2 separate regions of the Homo sapiens genome follow, and region 2 is linked to region 1. Evidence: read pairs that join two places in POLR2A ChIA-PET (ENCODE). Cell type or tissue: OCI-LY7. All regions are shown on one strand. Links, peaks and the distances in the headings refer to the core of each region. The heading gives the core; the rest is flanking DNA.

What was found. ChIA-PET counts read pairs that join two places held together with the same protein. Peaks named below come from ENCODE experiments on the same cell type or tissue, not always from the same donor. Only the 100,000 strongest peaks of a DNase experiment are listed, where the experiment ranks them.
Region 2: POLR2A ChIA-PET joins it to region 1 with 6 read pairs; 3 of 35 experiments call an interaction of 5 or more read pairs at or near these places.

What each region holds. Positions count from the first base shown.
Region 1 is chr1:9,552,725-9,568,166 of GRCh38, forward strand. SLC25A33 (solute carrier family 25 member 33) reads left to right here. Exons shown (of 7, transcript NM_032315.3): 2 at 902-1,081; 3 at 14,560-14,637. Among named protein-coding and RNA genes, the nearest start is that of SLC25A33, 21 kb to the left of the region's middle. RefSeq lists a silencer at 2,693-2,893. In OCI-LY7, for the core only: a CTCF peak has its summit at 6,124; DNase peaks (open chromatin) are centred at 5,087, 6,087 and 7,177; H3K4me3 peaks cover 2,573 bases; H3K27ac peaks cover 3,676 bases.
Region 2 is chr1:9,194,064-9,209,505 of GRCh38, forward strand. No RefSeq gene overlaps it. Among named protein-coding and RNA genes, the nearest start is that of MIR34AHG, 19 kb to the left of the region's middle. RefSeq lists an enhancer at 3,964-4,484. In OCI-LY7, for the core only: no CTCF peak of the experiment used is centred there; no DNase peak of the experiment used is centred there.

The DNA of each region.
Region 1 (15,442 bases), core at 3,901-8,900:
AATCGATAAGGCAGAGATAGTATGAAGCCATTGGAAATGATGAAGCAGGTGCATAATTTGCCATAAAAGGGCACTCAGAATACCTAGATACTGGGAAGGGGTTAGGTGAAAATGCCAAGAATGGAAAGCCCCAAAGGATGTGCTAACGTGGGAATAGTAGTTACCCTTTAGCTCTGGGATTTCAACTTTTTTTTTTTTTTTTTTTTTTTTTGAGATGGAGTCTTGCTCTGTTGCCCAGGCTGGAGTGCAATGGCAAGATCTCCGCTCACTGCAACCTCTGCCTCAGCCTCCTGAGTAGCTGGGATTACAGGCATGCACCACCATGCCCGGCTAATTTTTGTATTTTTAGTAGAGATGGGGTTTTGCCTTGTTGGCCTGGCTGGTCTCGAACTCCTGACCTCAGGTGATCCACCTGCCTCGGCCTCCCAAAGTGCTGAGGTTCAACTAATTTTATTAACCTTTATTGTGTTCTAGTTTTGTTTTTTTTTTTTTTTTTTTTTTTTGGGTTTTTTTTTTGTTTGAGACGGAGTCTTGCTCTGTCACTCAGGCTGGAGTGCAGTGGCACAATCGGCTCACTGCAGCCTCTGCCTCCTGGGTTCACGCCATTCTCCTGCCTCAGCCTCCCGAGTAGCTGGGACTACAGGCGCCTGCCACCACGCCCAGCTAATTTTTTTCTTTTTTTGTATTTTTAGTAGAGACAGGGTTTCACTGTGTTAGCCAGGATGGTCTCGATCTGCTGACCTCGTGATCCACCCACCTCAGCCTCCCAAAGTGCTGGGATTACAGGCGTGAGCCACCGCGCCCGGCACGTTCTAGTTTTAAAGAGAGAAAAGCTAAGCTTAGCATTCCATTGTGTAGGGAATAGTATAGCTTCTCTGATCTGCTTTGGTTTCCCTTACAGGTGTGGAGGCACAGTTGGTGCTATTTTCACTTGTCCACTAGAAGTCATTAAGACACGGTTGCAGTCTTCAAGATTAGCTCTCCGGACAGTCTACTATCCTCAGGTTCATCTGGGGACCATTAGTGGAGCTGGAATGGTGAGACCAACATCCGTGACACCTGGACTCTTTCAGGTTCTGAAGTAAGTTCAGTCTTGTCTGCTCCTGCCACCTGCACACCCTGTACCGCCACTGTCAACAGAGAATGTTCATCAAGCTTATCAAATGTGATGTTCTGTTTGCATAGCCTTGGTCCTAACTTAAGAATTAGATTTCTTTACCAATACCTTTGAGCTCTGACCTTGCTCCCCTGGCAGCGGGGGGTCCCAGTGTACATGTGACCATCATCCAGGGCAGTTAAAGTAAACCTAGCAAAGCAAACCAAAAATCCACGTGTAAATTGTTGCATCACATCATTGCTCTTGCTCAAAGCTTTTGAGGGAAATGAAGATAAGAGGTGATAGAGTAAAATTTTAAAAATTGCACAACAGAAGAGTTGTGAATATTTTATTTTATTTTATTTATTTACTTTTTTTGAGACAGAAGAATCTCGCTCTGTCACCCAAGCTGGAGTGCAATGGTGCGATCTTGGCTCGCTGCAGGTGATCTGCCCACCTTGGCCTCCCAAAGTGCTGGTATTACAGGCGTGAGCCACCGCTCCCAGCCGTGAATATTTTTAAAAGAAACAAAATGTTTGTTTGTTTGTTTGTTTTTGAGCTGGAGTTTTGCTCTCGTTGCCCAAACTGGAGTGCAATGGCACAATCTCAGCTCACCGCAACCTCTGCCTCCTGGATTCAAGCGATTCTCCTGCCTCAGCCTCCTGAGTAGCTGGGATTACAGACATGCGCCACCATGCCCGGCTAATTTTGTATTTTTCATAGAGATGGAGTTTCTCCATGTTGGCCAGGCTGGTCCCAAACTCCCAACCTCAGGTGATCCGCCTGCCTCAGCCTCCCAAAGTGCTGGGATTACAGGCGTGAGCCACCACACCAGCTTTTTTTTTGCTTTTTATTGGGAAATATTTTTAAATGTGTAGAAAAGTTATGTTTAATAAAATGGGCTTTAAAATTTGTTTTATACCTGAGCTACCTGCCCATTTTATTATTTTTACTGTAGAAAAAATAATTCATTTGCTTATAAAGTAGCCAAATATTCTTAAGTCAAATTTGGCTTATCAGTCTATGCATAAGGTAAAATCAAATTCAGAAGAGAACTGATTGAATATCTGATTTTTAGCTCAGGACCTTGTACTTTGAGATGCTCTATAATTAATAGTTGAATTTAACTGAGCATGATATTCAAATCTTTGAAACTGATTCTTGGGCAAGAGTATGTTCAAGAAAGACATTCATCAAGAAAGCTATCAGTGTAGAGATTTATTTGGGAAATGTTAGAAAAAGAAGTAATAAAATGGAGATGCTCTGTTTTAAAAACAACGCATTTAGCACTTTTTTTTTTTTTTTTTTTTTTTTTGAGATGGAGTCTCACTCTGTCGCCCAGGCTGGAGTGCAGTGGTGCGATCTCCACTTACTGCAAGCTCCGCCTCCTGGGTTCACGCCATTCTCCTGCCTCAGCCTCCTGAGTAGCTGGGACTGCAGGTGCCCGCCATCACACCCAGCTAATTTTTTTGTATTTTTAGTAGAGACGGGGTTTCACCATGTTAGCCAGGATGGTCTCGATTTCCTGACCTCGTGATCCGCCCACCTTGACCTCCCAAAGTGTTGGGATTACAGGCGTGAGCCACCGCACCCAGCCACATTTAGCACTTTTAGGCACAATTTAGATAAGGCAGGATGAGTTGGAGAGTGCTTAGTTTATTTTTAGGTATGTTTTATTTGTAAAACCCAACTATGAGTCACTGGGGCATTCATGCCAAATGTGTGCAAAGGTACATCTGAGCTTACTGAGCGAAACTGAACAGCAAGACCAGATGCCAGGGACAAGTGAGAGCATCAGAAGCCCAGCGAGGGAACAGGGAGATTGGTGTCCAAGACTCCAGGAGAAATTGGGGTTTTTGTTTGTTTGTTTGTTTTCTTTTTTGAGACAGATTCTCACTCTGTCACCCAAGCTGGAGTGCAGTGGTACGATCTCTGCTCACTGAGACCTCTGCCTCCTCGGTTCAAGCGATTCTTCTGCCTCAGCTTCCCGAGTAGCTGGGATCACAGGCATGCACCACGATGCCTGGCTAATTTTTGTATTTTTGGTAGAGACAGAGTTTTACCATGTTGGCCAGGCTGGCCTTGAACTCCTGACCTCAGGAGATCTGCCTGCCTTGGCCTCCCGAAGTACTGGGATTATGGGCATGAGCCACTGTGTCTGGGTGAGAATCAGGTTTTTAAATTAAATGCTAAGAAAAGGAGTGGAGACACTGGGCAGGAAAGTTGGGGGTGGGTACAGGAGGGACAGAAGCACAGAGATGTGGAGGGACACTTTGCTCTCAGGACAGATCCGAGTCCATGGCCCCCATCAAGATGGGACTGTGAGAACACTCCTCCTGCTTTGCCTTTTCACATGCTTAGGCGGTGCCAGTGTCCCGGGTGACACCTTTCTTCTAAGGAACATGCAGTGCTTTGGACATAAGGAAACTGAAGACAGGTAATGTTACTTCAGTAACATTCAAAATGAATTTCCTCTTGCCAAATAATCATGACTAGTGAATTTGGATTTACTGTAACTGGGGAACTGTTACCCAAAAGTGTGGGTGTCAATAGGGCCAACCTGGAAGGTAAATGGGAATGTTTCTCCATTTTAGGTTTTACAGGATATGTGGGTTGAGTGTCCCTTATCTGAAATGCTTGGGACCAGAAGCAATGCAGATTTCGGATTTTGGAATATTTGCTTCATCATACCAGTTCAGCATCCCCAGTCCAGAAATACAAAATGCTCCAATGGGCATTTCTTTCAGCATCATGTTGTCACTCAAAAAGTTTCTGATTTTAGAACATTTTGGATTCTTATGGCTTTCTAATCTCCAGTAAATCCAGCCCCCCCCATAAGAGATTGTGTGTGTGTCTGTGTCTGTGTGTGTGTGTGTGTGTCTGTGTGTGTGTCTGTGTGTCTGTGTGTATCTGTTCCCTCCCCTCAATTAGGGCAATTGTTTAGTAAAATTTAAATCAAAGGAAAAAGGCCACTCCATGTTTTAATACAGGAACAACTTCCACACCACACAAAAGACAAACTATTTTCATTACAGTCCCACCGGCTTCATTGGTTAATACAGCCACAGCTACACAATAATGAGCCATCACTTATATATGAATACTTTAATTAATTAATTAATTTTGGGTTTTTTTGAGACAGAGTTTCACTCTTGTTGCCCAGGCTGGAGTGCAATGGCGTGATCTCGGCACAACCTCCGCCTCCCAGGTTCAAGCGATTCTCCTTCCTCAGCCTCCCAAGTAGCTGGGATTACAGGAATGTGCTACCACGCCCGGCTAATTTTGTATTTTTATTAGAGACAGGGATTCTCCATGTTGGTCAGGCGGGTCTCAAACTCCCAACCTCAGGTGATCTGCCCGCCTTGGCCTCCCAAAGTGCTGGGATTACAGGCGTGAGCCACTGTGCTCGGCATGAATACTTTTAAATCAGTTTATTTTATTGACATCAAAATATAAACAATGGCGTTAGTAAGTAAAATTTTAGTTATAATGTTTTGTCAGAAAGGTGTTTGTAAAGTGGCACTTTTCACCCAAGAGCTATTTTATTTAAGCTTTATTTCCTCAGCTTTATTATATATTTTTAAAATTCTGGGCTGGGCACGGTGGCTCATGCCTGTATTCCTAGCACTTTGAAGGGCCAATGCAAATGGATTGCTTGAGCTGAGCCCAGGAGTTTGAGACCAGCCTGGGCAATGTGGCGAAATCCCATCTCTACAAAAAATACAAAAAATTAGCCGGGCATGTTGGCGTGCACCTATAATCCCAGCTACTCAGGAGGCTGAACTTAGGAGTTGAATATAACTGAGCATGATATTCAGATCTCTCAAACGGATTCTTGGGCAAGAGTGTGTTCAAGACACATTTATCAGGAAAGCTACTTATCATTGTAAAAATGTATTTGGGAAATGTTAGAAAAAGACGTAATAAAATGCAGGTGCTCTATTGCAAAAACCACACATTTAGCACTTTTAGGCACAATTTACGTAAGACAGGATGTCCTTGAGCCCAGGAGATCAAGGCTGCAGTGAGCTGTGATTGTGCCACTGTACTCCAGCCTGGGCAATGGAATAAGACCCTGTGTCAAAAAAAAGAAAGATTCTCTCACACAACTATTTAATAACTTTCAAGTAAAGGACTACTTTTAAAAAATTGTGGGTACATAGTAGGTGTATACACTTACGAAGAAAACTCCTTTTACGTGGTAGTATTTCATTGATTTTGCACAACCTTAGCAGATGAGTACTCAGGCGTGACGTTACCTCTATTTTAGAGAAGAGGACATGCAGGTTAAGGGCTAAGTGACATGCCCAAAGTCATGTTCAATGTATATCCACCTTGCTTCTAAGAAAGACTTGAAGCCGCTAAAGTAAAGTAAGAAATGAACAAGCCCCAGACACAAGGCTGAGCCTCTGCTGCTTCTCCGCGAAGGCAGCAGCAGTTCCCAGCTCAGAGACTCCTAGGACTGCACCCTTCTGCCTCCGTGGCTATTGCTTCTGTTTCCTTTGCTGTGCTGCAGCCTTACAACCTCTGGCTGTTGGAGGGTCCAGGGCCCAGACCCTGGCCTTCTCTAGCTACTGCCACTCCTGTGGGCGCACTTAGTTTCATGGCTGTAAATACCATCTGTAAGCTGGCAGCCTTTCTGCTCTGAGCCTCACACGCTCCATCCGGCTGCCTGTTTGACAGCTTGGATGTTTATTAGCCATCCAAGAGTAACATGAGCAAAACAGAACTCCACAAAACCTACTGCTCCCAGAGTCTTCCCTGTCTCTGTTAGAGGCAGCTCCATCTTTCCAGCTACACAGATCTCAAGCTTCATAGTCATCCTTGGATCTTATTTCTCAGCCCTGCAGCAAATCCTATCAAGTCTACCTTCAAAATAAATACAGAATCTTACCCCTTCTCACTACTTCCTCCACCACTGTCCTGATGGAAGCCACCGTATCTCACCTATATTGGTGCATTCACTTCCTGACTGCTCTGGCTTGAAAGCTTGCTGCCCTCTACCCTCAGTCTGATCTCAGCAGAGCACCCAGAGAACCCTCTGCTCAGATCCTCTGCTCAGAGTTGCTGTCTCCCTCTGGGTAAGAGCTACAGCTATCCCTGTGGCCTACTAGGTTCTACACGATTCTCACCCTTCCCATTACTTCTGACTTTTCATCTCCTATTTTCCCCTTTGCCTCTCCAGCCTCCTTTTTGTTCCTTTAAAAGGCCAGGAACATTTCCCACCGCAGGGTGTTTGCAGTAGACATTGTCTGCACGGCTGACGTCCGCTGTCATCACCTTGCAGGAAGACCCTATAGTGACCATGCTATTTAAAAGCAAACTCTCCGCAACACTCCAGCCCGCCTTCCTGCTTTATATTTTTATCCGTAGCACTTACGTCCATCAACATACAGTGTAGTTTACTTATTTCTATTCTTTTCTCCCTCTTCACCACCCCCTCCAATGGGACTTCTTTGGAGGTAGTGACTTTGGTTTCTTTTAATTACTGAAATCGTCCCCAAGCATCGAGAATGTTGCCTGTCACATAGCAAGCATTCCATACAAATTGAATGCATGAGTTTTGGCATGTCAGGAAGATATTGCATATAAAGGGCTTAACACCCTCCCTCCGTGTAAATAATAAAAGCTGCTGTCATTATAATAGCTACTCTCTGCTTTTAAACACAAGGTTTTGTTTTTTTTTAACCTTAAAGTCTTTTATCTCTTAATAGAGGCAAAAAAAAAAGGTGGGGGGGAATATCCTATTACATAATTCTCATGTGAAGAAAGCATACTCTTCGGGGGAAATTTGTATCTTTTCCTGTTAATAAGTTCTAAAGGCAGAGTCTGTAACTCAGGACTTACATAAAAACAATATACCAACTTAGGAAGCTTTAGGGGGGCTTAACAGAGGGTGGCTCCTTTTCAGGCTGCTACCATGTGGGTTGAAGCCACCATCCTCTCTCACCTGGATTATTGTACAGCTTTCTGTTTCTTCATTAACCATCCCTAAGCTAACGGCGGTGACGATGGTTTACAGAGAGGGTCTTTATCTAGTAAGTGATCAAACAAGAACAAGGGTACAGGCTTTTGTCTTATCTACAAAGCCCGTGTTAGTTTCCTGTTGACATTTTTGGAAGACACTTTGTTATTCAAAAACCATACAAGGCTGGGCGCAGTGGCTCACCCTTGTAATCCCAGCACTTTGGGAGGCCAAGGCAGGTGGATCACCTTAGGTCAGGAGTTAGAGACCAACCTGGCCAACATGGCGAAACCTCGTCTCTACTAAAAATACAAAAACCAGCCGGACATGGCAGCACGTGCCTGTAATCCCAGCTTCTCGGGAGGGTGAGGCAAGAGAATCACTTGAACCTGGGAGGCGGAGGTTGCAGTGAGCCGAGATCACGCCACTGCCTTCCAGCCTGGGCAGCAGAGCGAGACTCCATCTCAAAAAAAAAAAAAAGAGAAAAGAAAAAAAACCCATGCAAATAACATGGTCATTCGTTTAAAAGTTGTCTGCTTGTGGCCGAGGCGGGCGGATCACGAGGTCAGGAGATAGAGACTATCCTGGCTAACACGGTGAAACCCTATCTCTACTAAAAATACAAAAAATTAGCCAGGTGTGGCGGTGGGCGCCTGTAATCCCGGCTACTCGGGAGGTTGAGGCAGGAGAATGGCATGAACCCCGGAGGCGGAGGTTGCAGTGAGCCGAGATCGTGCCACTGCACTCCTGTCTGGGTAACAGAGCAAGACTCCATCTCAAAAAAAAAGTTGTCTGCTTATTAATAGTCTTACTCATTTGGGGAATACTACTTTAAAAGACTTGTCAGAGAACAGAATTTGTTTATAGAAAGTTTATTTTCAAAATTCAGAGAAAAAAATATTCTCTATTCTGTTAAAGAAAAGTATTCTGTTAAAGAAAAAAATTCTCTATTGAAGAACCTATCTCGAACCTATCTTTTTTTTTTTAATAGTTACTTAAAAAGCAAAAAGGCAATATGTTAACAGATTCAGGTATCTGCTATTAAATGTGCCAGAGTAATAAATAGTATATGTATTTCAGGTATTTGCTTTTAAAAAAAATAAAAATCTTCTGGCTTAATATTTTCCAGCAAAGTTCTTACTATTTAAACTGCTGAGACACATTCTTTTTTTTTTTTTTTTTGAGGCAGAGTCTTGCTCTGTCGCCCAGGCTGGAGTGCAGTGGCACCATCTCTGCTCACTGCAACCTCTGTCTCCCGGATTCAAGCGATTCTCCTGCCTCAGCCTCCTGAGTAGCTGGGACCCGTCACCACGCCCGGCTAATTTTTTTTGTATTTTTAGTAGAGACGGGGTTTCAGCGGTATTAGCCAGGATGGACTCCATCTCCTGGCCTTGTGATCCGCCCGCTTCGGCCTCCCAAAGTGCTGGGATTACAGGCGTGAGCCACCGCGCGCAGCCCTCTTTTTGTTTTTTCAAGTGCCTTTTTCATTGAAAAGTAACGTGTTAGTGATCTCCTATCTTATCTTTTAGGAACCACAGTGTTCAGATGAGACATTTGTCTTGGATTAGTCTGTGCTATGCATATTATGATATAAAACAGTGAAGAGAATAAAATGCTCCAAACAAGACCCTGATTTTTTTTTTCCATTTTTTTCCTAAATGAAAGTTTGTGACTGTGGGAAAATGAGTCTGGATCCTTCTGGGCTTGATTTTGCAGCTGAAATGTACCATTTATAGTAGGATCTTAATTGTTCCAGAAAAGTTTTGTAAACATCAAGCTAGGTTAGAAGTTTGGATTATGTAACAGATTTGGCTTTTTGCCAACTGTTATTATGTGTAACTATGGAGACCGCCTTTCTTAAGTTCTTAACAGGCCTGAGTCACTTGAGGACACGAGTTCCCTACTGCATTATGGATGAGCGGCTTCAAGCTTCCTGGAGCCAGAGATTCCCTTAATTGTGTTTAAATGACTCCTGAAGCTGAACAGGGTACATTAATGGGGACCACAGAGAGGATCTAAACTTTACACAATTTCTTGATACACTTAGCGTTTGAAAATCTTGATTATGTGCTATATTATAAAGTATAGGCCACTTCAGGGTGTTACTTGAGAGAGGTTTTAGTTCAGACAGCTCGATCGTTTAAAAGAGCAATACTGCTTGAACCCTTAAAAGAGCAATACTGTTTGAACCCGGGAGGTGGAGGTTGCAGTGAGCCGAGATCATGCCACTGCACTCGCCTGGCGACAGAGCAAGACTCCGTCTCAAAAAAAAAAAAAAAGGGGCAATATTCGTGTTTCACGCCTGCAATCCCAGCACTTTGGGAGGCTGAGGTGGGCGGATCACCTGAAGTCAGGAGTTCAAGACCAGCCTGGCCAACATGGTGAAACCCCATCTCTACTAAAAATACAAAAATTAGCCAGGTATGGTGGTGTACACCTGTAATCCCAGCTATCCAGGAGGCTGAGGAAGGAGAATCACTTGAGCCTGGGAGGCGGAGGCTGCAGTGAGCCGAGATGCAGCCACTGCACTCCAGCCTGGCTGACAGAGCAAGACTCCATCTCAAAAAAAAAAAAAAAAAAATTAGCAGGACGTGGTGGCTGTTGTCTATAATCTCATCTACTCAGGAGGCTGAGGCAGCAGAATTGCTTGAACCCAGGAGGCAGAGGTTGTATGGGATCACTTAAAAGGGCCTGGGCTTAACACCTGTCAGTAAGGAAAATGATTTGATTAGAAAATAAGACTACTGTCTCTGCATAATATTTTTATGTAATTGAATTATATAAATGGGCCAGGCACAGTGGCTCATGCCTGTAATCTCAACACTTTGGGAGGCCGAGGTGGGCAGATCACTTGAGGTAGGGAGTTCGAAACCAACCTGACCAACATGGAGAAACCCTGTCTCTACTAAAAATACAAAATTAGCTGGGCGTAGTGGCGGGTGCCTGTAATCCCAGCTACTTGGAGACTGAGGCAGGAGAATCACTTGAACCTGGGAGGCAGAGGTTGTGGTGAGCCAAGATCGCGCCATTGCACTCCAGCCTGGGCAACAAGAGCAAAAACTCCGTTTCAAAAAAAAAAAAAAAATTATATAAATTGAACTAAGGTCTGACTTACTACTTTTTAAAATAATAGCTTTTTTTTTTTTTTTTTGAGGCAGAATCTCGCTCTGTCACCCAGGCTGGAGTGCAGTGGCGCAATCTCGGCTCACTGCAAGCTCCACCTCCTGGGTTCACGCCATTCTCCTGCTTCAGCCTCCCGAGTAGCTGGGACTACAGGCGCCCACTACCACGCCTGGCTAGTTTTTTTTGTTTGTATTTTTAGTAGAGATGGGGTTTCACTGTGTTAGCCAGGACGGTCTCGATCTCCTGACCTCGTGATCCGCCCGCCTCGGCCTCCCAGAGTGTTGGGATTACAGGCATGAGCCACCGCGCCCGGCCGATTCTTTAGTATTTCAACAAAAGATCATGCCATCTGTGAATAGACATAGTTTTACTTTTTTCTTTCCACTCTTTTTCATCTAATTGCTAGCCTACTACTAGCTCTTGAAGGTACAGATATTCTTTATTTTAAACATCCAAAAATTAGGAGAAGAGAAGCTAAGATTCAAAATTCTATTTACTTTATACATTCAGAGAATCTAGAGCATGAAAAGTTACATAGTGATCTGAGGAAGGAGAGCTGGAAATAGATGAAACTTTAACATTATCCAGTATGCTGTGGACCAGAATGTCAGCTGTACCTCTTTTGCACCAAAAACCAGCTTAATTTGGGAAACTTTCCCTGTGGAGAAAGTGGAAGAGGTAGAAATAGAATTGACAGGATTTACTTTACTATTAACTTTATAGGAACATCTTTTCCATAAAGTGAAAGACCTTTTCATCATACCTTCTGTGTGTTATAATGAAAGTAAAACATTCTATTAACTTTTTTTTTTTCCTTTCTGAGACAGAGTCCTGCTCTGTTGCCCGGGCTGGAGTACAGTGGCATGATCTGGGCTCACTGCAGCCTTTGCCTCCTGTGATCAAGTGATTTCTGGCTAGTTTTTGTATTTTTAGTAGAGACGGGGTTTCACCATGTTGCCAGGCTGGTCTTGAACCCCTGACCTCAAGTGATCCACCCGCTTCGGCCTCCCAATGTGCTAGGATTACAGATGTGAGCCACTGCTCCCAGCCATTCTATTAACTTTTGACTAGCATATGATTATTTGTGAGCTAGATCAACCTTAAGTGCTATCAAATGGATGGTACTACTAGTAAAGAGAAATCCTCCATAAGAAAAAGAGATTAAATTAGAGAAGACCATTATATAACAATGTAAATTCTACTGGATACCATGGAAATTGAACCATTGAAGAGAGTAAATTTAACCAACGTGAATAACTGTGTTGCTGCGGAAAAATGCCTCTAAAGAATGTTCCATACAATCCTTTCAGGATTTTCTAAGTCGCTTTTAATTGGAAACAATATTTAACTTTTTTGTGTGAAAAGCACATTGGCGAGGTTATAGAGAAATCGGAACCCCTTTTACATTGCAGGCGGGAATGTAAGGTGGTGTAACCACTATAGAAAACAGCCTAGTGGTTTCTCAAAAAATTAGGCATAGGATTACCGTGTGATCCAGCAATTCCACTTGGATTCCACAAAAGAATCCAAAGCAAGGACTCAAACAAATATTTGTACACCCATGTTTATAGCAGCACTACATATAATAGCCAAAACGTGGAAGCAACCCAAGTGTCCATCGATGGGTGAATGGATAATAAAATGTGGTATATACAGCAGTGGAATAATATTCAGCCTTTAAAAAAAAGGAAATTCTGGGTGGGCACAGTGGCTCATGCCTGTAATCCCAGCACTTAGTAAGGCCAAGGTGGGTGGATCACTTGAGGCCAGAAGTTCGAGACCAGCCTGGCCAACATGGTGACACCTCGTCTCTATTTAAAAAAAAAAAAAAATATATATATATATATATATATATATACACAAAAATTAGCTGAGCGTGGTGGCACTCACCTGTAATCCTAGCTACTGGGAAGGCTGAAGCACAAGAATTGCTTGAACTTAGGAGGTGAAGGTTGCTGTGAGCCGAGATCGTCCCACTGCACTCCAGCCTGGGTGATGGAGTAAGACCCTGTCTCAAAAAAGGAATAAAATAAAAAGAAGGAAATTGTGACACATGCTACAACATGGATGAACCTCAAAGACTGAGTGAAATAAGCCAGTCACAAAAAAAGATGTGACGCCACTGATAAGAGATACCTAGAGTTGTCAGATTAGAGACAGTAGAATGGTGACTGCCAGGGCCTGACGGGAGGGAGGGCTAGGGAGCTGGTGCTTAATGAGTGCAAAAGTTCAGTTTGAAAAGATGAAAAGGTTCTGGAGGTAGATGGTGGTGATGGTTGCACAACAGTGTGGATGTACTTAATGTCACTCAACTGTACACTTAAAAATGGTTACAATGTGGCTCTCGCCTGTAATCCCAGCACTTTGGGAGGCCTAGGTGGGTGGATCACGAGGTCAGGAGTTCAAGACCATCCTGGCTAACACAGTGAAACCCTGTGTCTACTAAAAATACAAAAAATTAGCTGGGCGTGGTGGTGGGTGCCTGTAGTCCCAGCTACTTGGTAGGCTGAGGCAGGAGAATGGCATGAACCTGGGAGGCGGAGCTTGCAGTGAGCTGAGATCATGCCACTGCACTCCAGCCTGGGCAACAGAGCGAGACTCTGTCTCAGAAAAAAAAAAGGTTACAATGGTAGATTTTCTATTATGTGTATGTCATCACAAAAAAAAAAGTTTAAAATTAAAGCAGTTGGCTGGGTGCATTGGCTCACGCCTATAATCCCAGCACTTTGGGAGGCCAAGGCAGGCGGATCATCAGGTCGGGAGATTGAGACCATCCTGGCTAATGCAGTGAAACCCCGTCTTTACTAAAAATACAAAAAATTAGCCGGGCGTGGTGGCGGGTGCCTGTAGTCCCAGCTGCTCGGGGGGCTGAGGCAGGAGAATGGTGTGAACCTGGGAGGCGGAGCTTGCAGTGAGCCAAGATTGCACCACTGCATTCCAGCCTGGGTGACAGAGTGAGACTCTGTCTCAAAAAAAAAAAAACAAAGAAAAGAAAATGAAAAACGAAAAGCAGTCACGGTATAATCTTTGGACTTGAGATACTAGGCTTTGGTTTTAAATAACCGTCATCCGTCCATGAAAATTATTAGTTTTCTATTCCTTAAATTCTGCCCTCCCCCGCCAACTTTTTTTTTGTTTTTAATTTTTGAGACAAGGGGTCTCTTTCTGTCGCTAAAGCTGGAGTGCAGTGGCATGATCATGGCTCACTGCAGCCTTGACCTCCCAGGCTAAGTGATCCTCTTACCTCAGCCTCCTGAGTAGCTGGGACCACAGGCACACACCACCACACCTGGCTAATATTTTTCATTTTTTGTATAGATGGGGTTTATACTGTGTTGCTCAGGCTGGTCTGGAACTCCTGGGTTCAAGTGATCCTCCTACCTGGACCTCCCAAAATGCTGGGATTACAGGTATGAGCACTGAGCTGGCTCTATTCTTTATATCCCTGTATAAGATTCTACTACATTAGGTAAAGATCTAGAAGATAGGATTGTTAGAAGCAGTAAATCCAAAAGAAATCTCTGAACCTGTTTCTCAGTGAATCTTATTATGATGAGGAAATTATTCCCTGTGTGGCACCCTCTGCCAGATACTCATCCTGCTTTCACAGGATTTCATTGTATAGTACAGACTCTGCACAGCTTCCTCCTGTGTTGGGCCGGGTGTGGTGGCTCATGCCTGTAATCCCAGCACTTTGTGAGGCTGAGGCGGGCAGATCACCTGAGGTGAGGAGTTCAAGACCAGCCTGACCAGCATGGAGAAACCCCATCTCTACTAAAAATATAAAGTTAGCTGAGCGTGGTGGTGCATGCCTTTAATCCCAGTTACTCGGGAGGCTGAGGTAGGAGAAACGCTTCAACCTGGGGGGCGGAAGTTGCAGTGAGCCGAGATCACGCCATTGCACTCCAGCCTGGGCAACAAGAGTGAAACTCCGTCTAAATAATAATAATAAATAAATAAAAATACAAAATTAGCTGGGTGTGGTGGTGAGTGCCTGTAATCCCAGCTACTTGGGAGGCTGAGGCAGGAGAATTGCTAGAACCCAGGAGGCAGAGGTTCCAGTGAGCCGAGATCATGTTACTGCACTCCAGCCTGGGCAACAGAGCGAGACTCCATCTCAAAAAGAAAAAAAAAAGGGAGAGAAAGAAAATATGTCTAACTGATGCTTTTTGAGGCATGTTTTTTCACTGTGCTAATGATAGCAGTATTCTACAGCCTTCCGATTCTGTATTGTAACCAAATCAGATAAGAGTCGAGCTTGACATCTCTCAAACATTTTATTCTCTCAAGGAACTAATGAGAAGGTTGACTCTTTATCATTTTTAATAGGCCTTGCCTGAGGGGTTTTAAAGGTTTGTCTTTTCTTATTATTCAGGTCGATCTTGGAGAAAGAGGGACCAAAGTCACTTTTTAGAGGCTTGGGTCCAAATTTGGTTGGAGTTGCACCATCAAGGTAAGCATTAAACTTTCCAGCTAGCTCATGCTAAGCAGTATGGAATTCTGGGTCCTTTCTTACCAAAGGGTGATGCTGCTGAATGACCAGTGTCTTTTTCTATGTTGGATTTGCCTAAATATAGCGGACATAGCAAATAGTCATTGAGAATGCTAGGCGTGTCTTCAGTGTGTGAAAGAAAGGATTCTACTTACTGTATTCTTTATATTCTTAAGTGTGAAAATTAATCTGCTATCATTACTGTAATGTACTTTAAGTGTTTGCTACTCTAAGTATGGCATGTGGCCAGCAGCATTAGTATTGTATGAGAGCTTGTTATAAACACACAATCCCAGGGCACATCCCAGACCTACATCAGAATCTGCATTTTAACAGAACCCCCAGGTGACTCCAACGCAGTTAGAAACACTGATCCAGAGGAATTGTAAAGGCTTTTAACTTCACTTTCTGTAAAATGACATCCTCATATCTTTGCAGGGCTTCTCCTGAAAGCCTGTTTGAAATATACAGAACTGTACTGTCCCAGTACATAAGGGTAGTCACTGGCCACATGGAGCAGTTTAAATGTAAATTAATCAGAATTAAAGGTTCAGTTGCTCAGTCTTCATGTTTCAAGCACTCAATCTCCACATGCAGCTAATGGCTACTGTATTGAAGAGCAGAGATACAGGGCATCCTATCTTGGCAGAAAGTTCTCTTGGATAGATAGGATAGAGAGGATAACAGTGTATGATTGTAAAAGTAACAGAGACAGATAGAGAATAGCATATCTGGAAAGTAGATTAAAAACTGCTTCCAGGCCGGC
Region 2 (15,442 bases), core at 7,052-12,051, 360 kb before region 1:
CTGGGACGACAGGTGCATGTCAGCATACCCAGCTAATTTTGGTAGAAATGGAGTCTCACTATGTGGCTCAGGCTGCTCACTACGAGCTCAGAAGAGCTCAAGCAATCCACCCACCTCGGCCTCCCAAAGTATTGGGATTACAGACATGAGTCACCATGCCCGGCTGTAAGTGACAGATATTGACATAAGCCCTGCAATAGGAATCTGAGACCCAGGATTGGACAGGTCAACTAGCAATGCTTCTAAATACAAGTGATCTGGCAAGCTGGCAAAATGTCTGAGTTTCATTCTTTACCTTAGGTCAAAGTTTCATTCTTGATTTGGATCAAAGGGGAAGGAGAAAAAGGCACAAACTGAACCATCAACTCTGTCACCGAAAAGTGGTCCCCTGGATCTTAGTGCTTTGCCACCTTCTTGCCACCCCTATAGTAAAATGCTTTTTTATTCTTTCTTTAAAAATTTCTGTTATTATTATTTTATTTAAATGGGGTCTTGCTATGTTGTCCAGGCTGGTCTCCAACTTCTGGCCTCAAGCAATCTTCCCACTCCAGCCTCCCAAAGTGCTGGGATTACAGACGTAAGCCACCATGTCCAGCCATGATTTTTAAAGGCAGGCATACTTTATACTTTTTGTACACACTTACAGCTCTGATTCTTTTTTTAAACATATTTATTTATTTTTGTTGAGATGAGGTCTCGCTATGTTGCCCAGGCTGGTCTTGAACTCCTGGGCCCAAGTGATCCTCCTGCTTCGGCCTCCCAAGTAGTTGAGATTACAGGTGAGAGCCGCCATGCCTGGTTCAGGCTCTGATTCTTATGTCAGTGAATGCCCAGTAAATTATTGTTGGCTTGAACTGAATTATCAAGAAGGTGCTATCAAGAATTCTTTGAGCCAGGCACGGTTGCTGACGCCTGTAATCCCAGCACTTTGGGAGGCTGAGGCAGGCAGATCACTTGAGGCCAGGAGTTTGAGACTAGCCTGGCCAACATGGTGAAACCTGGTCTCTACTAAAAAATAAAAAAATTAGCCAGGCATAGAGATGCACACCTGCAGTCCCAGTTACTCAGGTGGCTGAGGCAAGAGAATTGATTGAACCCAGGAGGCGGAGGTTGCAGTGAGCCAAGATCACACCACTGCACTCCTGGGTGACAGATTGAGACCCTGTTTCAAAAAAAAAAAAAAAAAAAAAAGAAGTAAAGGAAAGGAAAAAAGAAAGAGAAAAAAAAAGAAAAATAATTCTTTGGCTAGGTATGATGGCACTTTGGGAGGCCGAGGCAGACGGATCGCTTGAGCCCAGGAGTTCAAGACCAGACTGAGCAGTATGGCAAAACCCCGTCTCTACAAAAAGTACAGAAACATAGCCTGGGGCGGTGGTGGGCGCCTGTAGTCCCAGCTACTCTGAAGGCTGAGATGAGAGGATTGCTTGAGCCCAGGAGGTTGAGGCTACAATGAGCTGAGATCACACCACTGCACTCTAGCCTGGGTGACAGAGCAAGACCCTGTCTCAAAAAAAAAAAATTATTATTTGGGAGATATAATTTTACATCATCAGAGGGTCAAAAAAAACCCTCTATTTTGCCTATTGGCCCCATTTGAGATGACCCTGGTGAAATTTCTCAGCTAACTTTCTCCACCTCTGTCAAGTTGACCGAGACACCACCTAAATCTCCATGAAGGACCTGGCAGCTTTCCGGCTCTGCAGCATTTTCCCGACAAGTTTGCTGCGCACACGCGGATGCTGACAGCACAGTCTCATGCTTGCCTAAGCCAGAGCACCACCCTCTAGTGTGACACCGTGTGATCTCTATTTTACCATGCAGAAGAGAGGTCATCTCCTGGTACAAGAAAATGGGCTGTCTTCTGGATAACCGCAGCAATTCATCTCTGAGTAGCTGAAGGTCATTAGTATGCATTATACAAGTGGAACCATTTGAGAGAAAAGAGGGAACTCACTGGACACAAAAGTGCACTGAGACTGTGAACAGCAAGTCCCGAACAAGGACACAGAGATAGATCCCAAAGGGAAAGGCTGGAGGGGGAAGGATGCGACCCAGCCGCAGTGGCTGATCCATGAGGGCTCCTGTCTGGGTTCGTGCTGCCAATCAGTAGCATTCCCCAGGCAAGACGTGGGCGCCAGGCCTGACTTGAAACCCAAGGTTGGCTTCAAGATCTTGCAGCTGGATCAGAATGCTGAGTTCATCGTTGCTGGTGGGCCGCCGTCACCTCTCCTTAGCCCCCCTGTTGAAGGATGGCCGGCCCCTCCTGGGAAAATTGCTACATTTCCTCAGATAACAGATGCACACATGACTAATCAGGCCTACCCTAAGAAATGAGAGCCAGCAGCAGAAGCCACAGCGCACACTCTGTATTGTGAAAATGGAATGTGGGATGACCTAGGAGATGACACAAATGCCGAACGGCGAACTTTCTGTTTCTATGAGTCTAATAATGAAAAACTTTTCTGCCTGAACCCGTGGGATCGAATAAAATGAAAAACCCCATTCTGCAAACCACTGCGCCCCATGGGAAGCAGCTCGGTTTCCTTCCCGTGTCGTCGGGAGCCCTCTGATGGAGGAAGCCTAAATTACAGCGCTCATAACCTAACAGGCAGCCGCCGGGCTCAAGTGCCCCCTGATTTTCCAGAATCGAAAAGAAGAGGAACCATAAAAGAAGCCGAATGTTTTCTCCCCCTGGCACTTTGCCCAGTGACAGTTGTCAATCAGAGGTGCTGCAGACCGACTCGAAGGCAGCGTTCAGTGCCCAGGCACACTGCCTGCTGCCGTTGGTTCCTCCCATGGTTCTCAGGGCGCCAGGTCTCTGTCAACTCCCAGCCCCCAGTTTCCTTACCTTGTCCTACTGCATCTGAGTCAGGATGCCTGATGGGTTGAGCGCTGATGATCTCATCCGTGTCCCACATGTCCCAGGGAATCCCAGGTCTGCCCTGAGCTTCCTGTGTCCTTGGGAAAGTCGGTTAATCTCTGGGCCTCACTGTCCTCATCGCTGAGCTTGGGGACTTGTAACAGATGATTTCTAAGTATCTTCCAGCTTTGAATAGAGCATTTGTCTTGGGTGGCCAGGCTTAAAGTTTAAAGGCATAAAAGGAAAATGGGATCTGATCTTTAATCAGAACTGCTGAGAATGAGAAGCGCAGAGCAAACTACCGACTGCATTGGGTGAAAAGTGAAAATGGTCGGTGGGGAGGTGCCACGGTCAGGATCTGAGGCGCTAGGATCTTGCCAGTGCCTTGGCGCCTTTCTCTGCAGTCCCCGGCCTGCCTCCCTTCTGCTCCCTCTCTTCCGGAGTCTGGTGCTGCCAATTTGCCAGGTGAGCCCCGCCAGCGTCCCATTGCCGGTTCTCGTGGCCCTCACCTTTTCCTTATACCTTCATCCCTGCAGGAGTCGCAGGACCTCAGCTGGCCAGTTGGCTCTGCCTGGAAGGTGCAGGTCTTGTCCTTGTCAGGGAGACTGGCAGCCGCAATGCTGTGCCTGTCCCAGGCTGAGCAAGAGGCTCCTGGTGTCGATTCTGGAGCAGCCACAGGCCTCAGCAGGCCCCCAAAAGTGATGACATCAGCACAGTACTGCACCAGCTCTGAGGGCCCCACTGCCCCTGCCATCTCCTCCTCCTCTCCCTCTCCAGTCTCCCTCTCCTCCCAGCACAGTGCAGCCTCCAAGGGCAGCCTCCACGGTGGAGATGCTCAAGCTAAAGCATGGGGACAGGAAAAAGCAACCACCAGGGTGGAGGGTCTCCCAGGGGAAGCACAAGGTCTGGGACAATGAGAGGCATCAGTCACCGAACCATCTCACAACTCGAACAACCCCAGAAGAGCGGGCTGGAGAGTGCAATGTGACATCACTTCCCATCTTGCTGGGAGACAGGGCTTTTGCCAAGAACGGGCCCCTGGGGATTCATCGGGCGACATTTTCATGCCACTGGCATAAATAAAGACTTGTACCAAAGGCTGCCATTCTGGGCAGAAGGTGCTGTCTAGACCCCCTTAGGGCTGCCCTCTCTGGCCCCAGGCCCCTGGCTCCTACCACCTAAGCCCATCACATCACCCAGGAGGGTCGGCAGCTGCTGGCCCCCACCCACATTCGCTGGCTTGGTTTTACTCTGCAGGGGAAGCTGGACTTCCTCCACATCCAAGTTCAACTACATGACATCAGGAACACAGCCTTTCTCCCGACACCTTCGAGCCTCTATTTGTCTCCAGTAGCTGTCCCAGAAATCATGGGTGGGAGCATTCAAAAATGTGGTTCCAGAGGTCCCCTTGCCCTAGCCCAAAAGGCTGCCTGAGCTGGGGATCCCTTCCTTACCCCCCAATCCGAAAGGCAGCCTGGCCTTCCAAACTGGAGTCCGTGGTTCAGAGTAGGAGATCCACAGTCAGGGCCCGGGACACGGCTTCCCCTGGCTGGTCTCAAAGTCTTCCTAACCCTCCAGGGGTCCGTCCTGGTCTTCCACGGAGTTTCCCAAAAGCGCGCGCCACACTTGGTGGGCGCTCAGCCCCGAAGCGCCTGTGAACACCGCCCATCCCAGGACGCACGAAGCCAGTTGGTACGAGCACCTAGAAGCAGCACTCCCCATTTGTCATCCTTCCCACGGGGAAGGCTGCCTGCTGCTCCGAGCCCTCAACTCCAATGAAGTACAGTCGTCAAGAAACGGTGGTCTAAATAAAGCCGGAGACTCACTCACTGCACCAATCAGCACCGTGCGTCCGTCTGGATCTCGGCGCCGGCTGCGCGCAGCCGCCAGGAGGTGGCCGTCGGGACGCGAGCGCCGCCCGGAGCAGTGGTGCAGGGTCTCCGCATCGCCGGCTGCTGCTGCAGCCCCGCAGCGCTCAGCACTGCTGACTTGGCCCGGGCGGCGGGCAGGCGGGCAGGCGGGCGGGGAGGGCGGGGGAGGGCCTGCTGCAGCTTGGGTTCTAACTGCCCCTGCGCAAGGAGACCGGGAGAAGCTGGCTGCAAGGGCTGGGCTGGCCAAGGCTGGGGCAGTTGCAAAGGGTGGGAGCGCAGCAAGCGGAGAAATACCCCTGAGTCAGCACTGGTGCATTGGGAGGTGTCCCGGAGAGCCTGGCCCACGACATGGACAGGGTGTCCGAAACGTACGCCCCTCTGTATCACCCTCTAGTCATGCACCCCCATCTAATTCTGAAACCAACTCTAGCCTCATTTTTTCCCCTCCACGATGATGGGCTGTAATGCACCCTGCTCTGAGGCCTGGGGGGAATGGAAAGACAGAATTCTCTTTCAAGCCCAACCCAGGCCCGGGGAACCCCCTAGATGTTACTGTGGGGTCACAGACAAGGCCGTGGGGATTTGACACGTGGGCAGGGACAAGGGCAACCCCAAAGCTAGTGGATCTGACATGGGGGTGACTGGGTGGTGTGGTGGGCATCATTTCATTCACTGCAGTGGATTTGCTGCCTGGGAAATGCAACCCCCACCGTCCGAGGTCCGCTCCTGTCTTACTAGCTACTTAGCAGCCAGCTTCCCTGTTCTGCTCCCTGAGAGATGAAGGTGTCCCAGGCTAAGATCCCTCCATCACCTGCCCATCCCTGAGGGTCTCATGTCACCTCAGCGGCTGGCACCTCCTCTTCCCAAACACCCCGTGGTGGCTTTGGCCCAGACAGTGCCTGCCTGAGGGAAGGAGGCCTCTGGCCATATGAAGACCGTAGAGGCCAGGGCGGCCATCCCTTGTTCATTTCATCCTGTGTAGTTCCTTTCACAAGCCCCACTGGAGTCATCTGCTCTTCCCCGGGACCCATTTGTGAAGTTCCTGTCTCCCTTGACCTCCCCGTAGGGAACCAGAGACCAGTGGGCAGGGACAGAGTGCTGGGGGCCAACAGTGGCATTTGCTCTGCAGCCCTCAACCAGCAGGCCTCTCCCTTGGCTAATTCCAGGCAGGAAGGACACTCGTTTGTCATCCAGGCTGGGAAGGGAGACACCAGAAGAGAAAAGTGTGTCTGGGCAGGCCAGGTCTGTTCTCTCCCTCTCCCGGGTGGAGAGGTCACAGATACCTCCATCCCATGGATGAGGGCAAACTAAAAAGTCCAGAGACAAACAGCTGGTCCTCGCAGCTTCCAGGGTTGGGAGTCAGAGGCTGGGATGGGTTACGGTTCAGCCTGCTGCACAGGTGAGTCTCCATCCTTAGCATCCTGCCATGCTGACTTCAAAAGACCCTAGTGCGTGGGACCCCAATGACTCGTTTCGGTGTGCTGGGCTCAAAATCGTTCGTGGCCAAGCACGTTAGTCTGGAAAATTTAAGTTGCTGCAGATTGATGGACAGAAGGAGAGATGGTTTTCAATATACAGGGAATGTATTTTAAAATGGAGCAAGAGACAGGGCTGCAAGGAGGGAACGGGCACTTCGAAAGCAGCCAGTAGAAAGTCGCTCCTAATTCTGGGGGAGGGAATTGTGTTCAGCCTGCAGAGTGCTTTTCTAGTCCAGGCGATGATTTGGTCTAAGACTTCATTAAACATTTGTCTATGAGCCCAAATTTCCCCAAATGACTGAGGTGTTTGGTATGAGCACATTGCATGCCCCAGGGAGCTTCAACGCCAGCAGCTTCCTGCCACGGTACAGGCAGGTTCTCTAAGCACGAGCTTTCAATTCAGGCTCCTGTCTATAGCGAGAACCAGAACACAATGCAGGGACCCACAGGGGTCATGTGGCTCCACCAGCCTCAGCCGTTCCCAAAAGCCCAGCTGCTGTTTCAGGGGCTTGCCTGGATAACTTATATCTGAGAGGTTTGCTGCACATCCTTTGAGTGATTTATGGTGAGATCTAAAATTTCTTTGTAAAAAGATACCCTTTTGCTTTGGGAGGGATCACAAGGAGCTCAGCCCTCCAGTGCCCAGGACCACCTGGGCAGATGCCACTGTTGGCACTGTATAATGTCGCCCCCCATGCAGACCTGATCTGAGCTCTGCGTGTCAGGGAATGCCACTTCAGCAGTGCCAGCCTGGGAGCTCCTCCAGCCGGCACCTACTGAGGCAGCAAATGACTTTGGGGAGGCCCTTTGGCTGGGTGCATAGGAGTCTGGGTCCCAGAGACCATAGCTCACATGTCTCAGGCTGCTTATGTACTTCCCCAGAAAGAGCCACTGTCCCAAGTGTGCTTCCTGCTGCTTTTGTGCAGTCCCATCTAGACGAGCCCCTTATGGAGACCCCTCCTCTTCTGCCTGGCACCCAATGCTCCCATCATTCAACACCTGCTACCAACACAGAAGCAGTCCATCCCCTTCTTAAATGCTACAGCCTCTGCCCCGGCGGCCACTAATCATTCTATTCGAGTTTCCCTCCAGAGCTCATCTCAGTAAATCCGGAAGAAGAAAACCTCCATCCCCAGTGAACAAGACCATGAAGGCTGCGTCAGTGTTCCCAGGTTTCAAGCCAAGCTGGAGAAAGATCACAACAGAGACCAGACCCGCATTCTCCGGCCCAATTCCACATGGCTGAGAGAGCCAGCTAACCAGACGCAAACACACGCGGCAGGATGGCACGCGACTGAGGCAAGGAATAAGCCTCAACTCATCAGTAAGTCCACGGGGTCTCCGCCCCCAGCATGTGGGAGAGGGAAACTAGCCCAAAGTCAGCGTCCTGATTGTGCTTTGGATTTGCCCAGGGCTGAGCACTCCCTGGTCCGAGGTACCCAACAAGCTGACCTGAGAATGGGCTGCATCCCCTTCCCTCCCTCCTTCCCTCCTTCCCTCCTCCTCTCCTTCCTCCTCCTCCTCCTCCTCCTCCTCCTCCTCCTCCTCCAGCTGACTCCTTCTGCTGCTGCCTCTGCCGCTGCTGCCTCTGCCGCTGCTGCGGTCTGCAGTCACTTGAAGGAGAAAGATTTCGCAGTACGGCATTCTTAAAGCTGCAGTGTCCAAATTCTCCTTCAAACCCCACTGTCACCGACATCAGCCAACTTACCGGGGTCCTTCGCAGAGGGTAGGTGGGCAAGGAGATGGGGATGGGGGGCTTGGAGAAGTCAGACAGGTGGGAACCAGACGCTCAGACTCTGGCAAGGGTAAAGAGGAGAAGCAGGCTGTACCGTGAGAGCCTCTGCAGTTAAACCAGGTTTCTGGGACTGCAGCGGGACTGCAATGGAGTAGTTTTTTTTTTTAATCGTAAAACCTCCACCAAAATCTTCTCCACAAACTTATACTCTTTGTAGCTTAATTAAAATACAAGGTGCAAACATAAAACCAACATGAGAAAGAAACCCAATCTTTAAAAAAAAAAAGAATTCAAACAGCAATTTAAAAAATTATTCCTAAAAATTTACTCCTGTGAGCAACTGACTCAGCTCTCCCCACAGTGCTGTGCCGGTAAGCCAACGGGGAAGGACCTGGATGGAGTTCTTAGCGCCCAGAGTTTCTGCAAAGTGCAGGCAGAGGACTCCGGCTTCTTAGGGGAGAAAGCTTTTTAAAACCCAAAGGAAAGGGGATCTTTCTGCTGGCTATCCAAGGAGCGTGTCAATGAGCTGATCTAGCATCCAGAAACCAACACACCCCTCCCTGAAAGTTACCTCTCTCCTCTGCTCAGCTGCTGCCGTCCTGCCTGGATGCTGGCAAGTTCAGACTGCTTCGGGAGAGGCAGGACCCGAAATAAGAAGTGTCAGCTGGGTCCCTGCACCCAAATGGTGCCGGGAGTCAATGCTGCAGGAGGCAGGGATGGTCTCCCCCACCATGCACCCGCCCCCCGCCGGTTGAATTTAAACCCCTGACACTGCAAGATGCTCACTCCTATAGAGACACCTCTCCGCGGAGCCTCCTCCCTCCCCCACGCTCTCACACAACTAGGTCCAAAGCTTTGCCCCACCTCCCAGATTTGTTCACCTGAAGATGCTTTTCTTGAAAAAACAAAACAAAACAAAAACAAAAACAGAAGATTGAGACTCTGCAGAGTCTTTAATCCTTAATTCTGGAGAAGGCGGGACTTGTTCAAAAGTTTGAGAATTGCAGCCTGATGCCCAGGAAGGAGCAGAGGTGATGAGCCGACAGTCTGCTTTGCACCAGACAAGTTGACACCGTTGCTTTATCAAGAAGGGCAGAGGTAGACCCGGGGTGAAGAGAAGAGGAAAATTCCTCTCCATCCACTGGCAAATTCTCAACCGTTTGGGAAATCTCTATTTTTGTTTTCCTTCAAGAAAACCCCATTTAAAAAATTGTCAGGCACATGAAATGTTCAAGATTGCCACTAAGTGTCAATTTTGTCCTGACACGTCTGTGATTCTTAAAATTCCCGTTCCTGCTTCTGTGAAAGTTAATAGTCTTTAAGATTGAGGTAGGGATTTAATTGAGAAAATTCCAGGAGAGAGAAGCACTTTAAATGCAGATATGGTTAAGATAGCGCATTCTAATATAACCCACAAGGGGTTAGGCAGAATAGATATACTGAGAGGTAGAAGGTGGTCAGGAATGTAGGTATTTCCAGGTTTTGAGTTTATCACAAACTCAGAGCCCAAGAAAGGAAAATAAAGGAGGAAGTGTGTGTGTGTGTGTGTGTGTGTGTGTTTGAGCGGGGAGACTAAAACTCCCCTTCTAAATAAACTGTTCAGAAAGACCAATTGCATCAATTCCATGTACATTTCATTACTGAAGTAAGACCAGGAGTGTGTGACTTGTTTCTAAACGGAGTGAGAGGGGAGGCTCTGCTGCCCGCATCCTGCTTGGGACACAGCCACACTGCTGCAGTGCACCACAACCAACGTGGGCACAGTGTTTTGCGGCTGCCCTCACCCGCCCTCCCTCGAGGACTTTGGCACACAGGTGAGGCTGTGCAGCCTGCGCTGTGCTGGCGGACAGAGACGAGGGCCAGCCTCGATCAGGCTGTCTTCCTTCTCCTCCTCCTGGCTGCACCCAGGCTGAGGTGGGGGAAGACCACAGACTCATGGGGTGTCATAGTGGGGAAGGCACCCCACAGAGCATGTAACCCAGTCCTTCCATTTCATGAATGGAAGAATGGAAAGGTGAGAAACGGCTGGGCCTTAGTCACCCAAGGTCACCTAGCCTGTGGGATGCAGCGCCTGGATTAGAATTTGGGTCTTCAGATTCTTTGTCCTATGATTTTCTCACTGTACCTGTCATTGCACCCTCTTGGGCAAGTGGTCGGCCTCTACCGCTTCCTCACGTGACCTTGACAATCACTTCTCTGCTCTGTGACTCAGTTTCCTCTCCATAGATGATGTGATAGATGATATGCAGACCAAAGCCAAAGAATTTCAACTCTGAAACCGGGAAAAATACCAAGTTGTCTTCTTGCAGCCAGAGGCAGAGAACAGGCACAGGGTTGAAGTCCAAAGCAAGCGTTTCTTTAGTCTCCTCCAATTTTGAAACCCAGAATGTCATCTGCATTCATTTCCCTGGCTGCCGTAACAACTGACCACAAGCTTGGTGGCTTAAAACAACAGAAATGTATTCTCTTACAGTTCTGGAGGCCAAAAGTCCAAACTCAAGGTATGCGCAGGGTTGGTTCCTTCTGGAGGATCAGAGGGAGAATCTGTCCCAGGCCTCTCTCCAGCTTCTGGGAGTGGCCAGCAATCCTTGGTGTTCCTTGGCTTGTACACACATCACTCCAGTCCCTGTGTTTGTCTTCCCCTCTGTGTGTCTTCTTCCCATAAAGACACTTGTCACTGGATTTAGGGCCCATCTTACTGCAGGATGATCTCATCTCCAGATCCTTAATTACATCTACAAAGACCCTTTTTCCAAATAAAGTCACATTCACAACTTCTAGCGGGACATTTCTTTCTGGGGCCATCTTTCAATCCACGACATCAACCAGTAAAAATTTTCATATGAGAACTGTCTCATGTGAAAACAGCAGTGAAATGTGATGGCCACCGACCCCATCTCAATTTTTTTTTCTTTTTTTTTGAGACGGAGTCTTGCTCTGTCGCCCAGGCTGGAGTGCAGTGGCGCGATCTCGGCTCACGGCAAGCTCCCCATCGAGGGTTCACGCCATTCTCCTGACTCAGCCTCCCGAGTAGCTGGGACTACAGGCACCCGCCACCACGCCCGGCTAATTGTTTTGTATTTTTAGTAGAGACGGGATTTCACCATGTTAGCCAGGATGGTCTCAATCTCCTGACCTCGTGATCCACCCGACTTGGCCTCCCAAAGTTCTGGGATTACAGGCATGAGCCACCGCGCCTGGCCCCCACCCATCTCAATTTTTTGAAGGGTTATAATATGGACTCCTTTGGTTATAAGAAGTTAATAGCTACATCTATAGAATGCTTGGTCTTTTTTTTTTTTTTTTTTTTGGAGACGGAGTTTCGTTCTTGTCGCCCAGGCTGGAGTGCAATGGCGTGATCTCGTTCACTGCAACCTCTGCCTCTCGGGTTCAAGTGATTCTCCTGCCTCAGCCTCCCGAGTATCTGGGATTATGGGCATGCACCACCACGCCTGGCTAATTTTGTATTTTTAGTAGAGACAGTGTTTCTCCATGTTGGTCAGGCTGGTCTCGAACTCCCGACCTCAGGTGATCCGCCCGCCTCAGCCTCCCAAAGTGCTGGGATTACAGGCATGAGCCACTGCACCAGGCCTCGCGCTTGGTCTTTTATAGTTTTTTTTTTTTTCATTTGTGTTGACATTTGATTCTCATACAACCCTCTCAAGGCAGGTGTTATCAGGATCACCCCCATTTTACAGTTGAGGAAACTGAGGCACAAGGAGGTTTGGGTCACATAGCTAGTAGGTGGCAGGATTTAGGCCATCTGGCTCCAGAATGTGTGCCCTTCTCCATGCTTCTGCTTAATCATGCCAGGGCTGCAGATTCTTCTCCGTCTCCACTTTACGCCATTGATTTTCTATCCAACCCAGGTCTCTGATTTGTGTCTCTTGCTGATATTTATTGGGCATTTTTGGATGAGTGCTCTGTACTGATCTAACTTTGGGCATCCTCCTTTGCTGTCTTTACCAGAGACGGTCTCTACTGCCTTTGCATACACAGGGGAAACTCACCAAACTTACTCGTGTGGATCAGCACAGGAAGTCATCCTAAGAATGGGGAATGGCGGGCATGGTGGCTCATGCCTGCAATTCCAGCACTTTGGGAGGCTGAGGTGGGAGAATCCCTTGAGGCCAGGAGTTAGAGACCAGCCTGGCCAACACTGCGAGACTCCCATCTCCAGGAAAAAAAAAAGAAAAAGAATGGAGGAAACTTGTTGTTGCACATCTAACTTGGCCAGAGTGACTAACAAAATGTCTCTTGGGGCAATAATTAATGGAAATGAGCATTCATTTTTAAATCAAAAAGAAAAAAGAAACTGAAGGACACTGGCAGCCTTTTGGACACTGTCAAGGTTGCAGGTCTTTGCTTTTGACCGCCCCTTTCCCAGCCATGTTTTGTCAAACTTGATGATCCTTTCCCTTTCTTCAAGAGCTAATTCTAACATATGTTTGATTTCTTCTTAGCCCCTAAGTCCTCACAGCTTTGGCATGCAAATACCCCTGTCAACTTAGGTCTTGATTTTCAAAAATGCATGCAGTCTAATTCCTGTTTGCACCTCCAGTCGTGGCGATGAGAAGTTTGCACACACAGGGGTGGAAGGCAGATACAGCTACATTCTTTTCCTTGGCTCCCTTTTGTGGGGTTAATATGCAACAATCCCACTGTCTCTTTTATTTTCAGTAACAGCAGGAGAAAACTAGGTTAAACCTAGGGAAACTGTTCTGTCTGGAAGTTGTTCTAAAATATTACCTCTAAAGTTAATCGCACAGTCTTTCCCTATTTTTTTTTTTTTTTTTTTTTTTGAGATGGAGTTTTGCTCTTGTTGCCCAGGCTAGAGTGCAATGGTGCGATCTCAGCTCACTGCAACCTCCGCCTCCCGGGTTCAAGCAATTCTCCTGCCTCAGCCTCCTGAGTAGCTGGGATTACAGGCATGCACCACCATGGCTGGCTAATTTTGTATTTTTAGTGGAGATGGGGTTTCTCCATGTTGGTCAGGCTGGTCTCAAACTCCCAACTTCAGATAATCCGCCCGCCTCAGCCTCCCAAAGCGCTGGGATTCCAGGCATGAGCCACTGCATGGCCGTCTTTCCCTTTTAAGGATGAGGCAGAACCCCTAAATGGCCGGAAATGGTGCTGCCTGGAGAAGAGGGCTGGCCAAGATAAACTCAAGATCGCCATTCTATTCAGGAGAGTCCCCATGTCTTAAATCATAAAAAGTCCCCTGACCTCTGGATGGTAAAACATCTGGACTGGAGACAGTTGCATGCATCATAGTGACTCTTCTTTCCGGATGAGTAAAGCCTTCTCTGATGACCTCAATGTGCTTGGCCTCTTCTCCACCAACACAAAACCACAGTTCACAGGGAGGGGAACAAGATGGCGGCTTTCATTATCAATAGAAGATGAAGGTTTTCCCTGCCTTGAATCTCTTATATAGCTCATGTTGATAACTGCACTGCATGGAGTTCATTCTGCTCCAAGCAATGCCATGTGAGGCTATGAAGATCACAAAGTCAAACGTAGGTCATGATTCGTAAACTCCCTTCCACCCAAAGCAGTCGTGTTCTTTCTTCCTCTTGCTTCTGCATCCTCAGCCATGGGCTGGCAACCTCCCATCCACCCAATCTGGCTCTTGGGATATTTAGCAAACCCATAAATGTTCAAATATCAGGTGGGCCAGCTTATATATGCACACTGTGGGTTTTCTGACTTGTTCATTTCATACGCGTTTGTGGAGTGCCTACTATGTGCAGAGCAGGGGAGAGATTCAAATTCAGTCCACGCTGATTGAAGTCTTTGCTGGCTTCTCCTTTTCCCTGAATGAAACTAAAGTTTTGCTTGCACCGCATAGATCGTTCCTGTGTCTTTGCTAAGATGCTGGGGGGTAACTGACTTCTGTGGAGATTCTTCTCAAAGGAGTCTTGTTTAACAGAAGAATGAAGACACTAACTACAAAGGAATGAAGGATGCATTTTCAGATCCTGCAGCCAAATGAAAAATATTTCCATTGCATGGAAGCCTTCCTGGGGTCCCTGACATGCATAGGATGTCATGTCATGACATGAGCCATGAACATCTCTGCACATGGAGCCCACATCCCTTGGTCTAGCCCCAAACGTCCCCTTATCAGAGTCCTTCCTTCAAGACAGCACCCCAGCTCCTTCTCACCCCATCCCTCGCTCAGCCTTTTTTCTCTTCCAAGCATGTGTGTCGGCACCTGGCATTATACTTATTTGTTTATTCTTTTTTTGAGATGGAGTCTTGCTCTGTCACGCAGGCTGGAGTGAGGCGGCACGATCTCGGCTCACTGCAACCTCCACCTTCTGGGTTCAAGCGATTCTCCTGCCTCAGCCTCCCGAGTAGCTGGGATTACAGGTGTATGCCACCATGCTTGGCTAATTTTTTGTATTTTTAGTTTCACCATGTTGGCCAGGCTGGTCTTGAACTCCTGACCTCAAGTGATTCACCCTCCTCGGTCTCCAAAAGTGCTGGGATTACAGACATGAGCCACCACGCCCCGCCTGTTTATTCTTTATTGCTTATAATTGTTAAAATAACAGTAATTATTGCCCGGCACAGTGGCTCATGCCTGTAATGCACTTTGGGAGACCGAGGGGGGCGGATCACCTGAAGTTGGGAGTTTGAGACCAGCCTGACCAACATGGAGAAACCCCATCTCTACTAAAAATACAAAATTAGCTGGGCGTGGTGGGGCATACCTGTAATCCCAGCTACTCGGGAAACTGAGGCGGGAGAATCGCTTGAACCCGGAAGGCGGAGGTTGCAGTGAGCCGAGATTGTGCCATAGCACTCCAGCCTGGGCAATAAGAGCAAAACTCCATCTCAAGAAACAAAAACAAACAAAAAAACCCCACAATAATTATTTTATTATTGTTATTATTGTTTAAATATTTAGTTATGATTATTTAAGGAATTTATTATTATTTGCCTCCCTGCATGAGAACACAATGGTCCCCCAGGCAGAGAAGTCGGCTGTCTCTTCCCCGCGTCGTCCCAGCACTAGGACAGTGCCCAGAATGCAGTCGGACTCCGTAAACATTTGTAAATGAAGGAAGGAAGACATACGTTCCCTTTCTTCTCCATCTGTGCCTGGTGGAATAGTTCACCAATTCCAGGCAACCCTATGGTCTGCACCACTGGGGGGACTTCCTTTTTTTTTTTTTTTGGAAACAGAGTCTCACTCTGTGTCCCAGGCTGGAGGACCGGGGCGCGATCTCGGCTCACTGCAACCTCTGCTTCCTGGGCTCAAGTGATACATGTGCCTCGGCCTTCTGAGTAGCTGGAATTACAGGCACCTGCCACTACACCCGGAAAATTTTTGTATTATCTGTAGAGAAAGAGTTTCGCCATGTTGGCCAGGTTGGTCTCGAACTCCTGGCCTCAAGCAATCTGCCTTCTTTGGCCTCCAAAGTGCTGGGATTACAGGCGTGAGCCACTGTGCCCGGCCCACTGGGGGACTTCTAATTCCCCCCTAAGT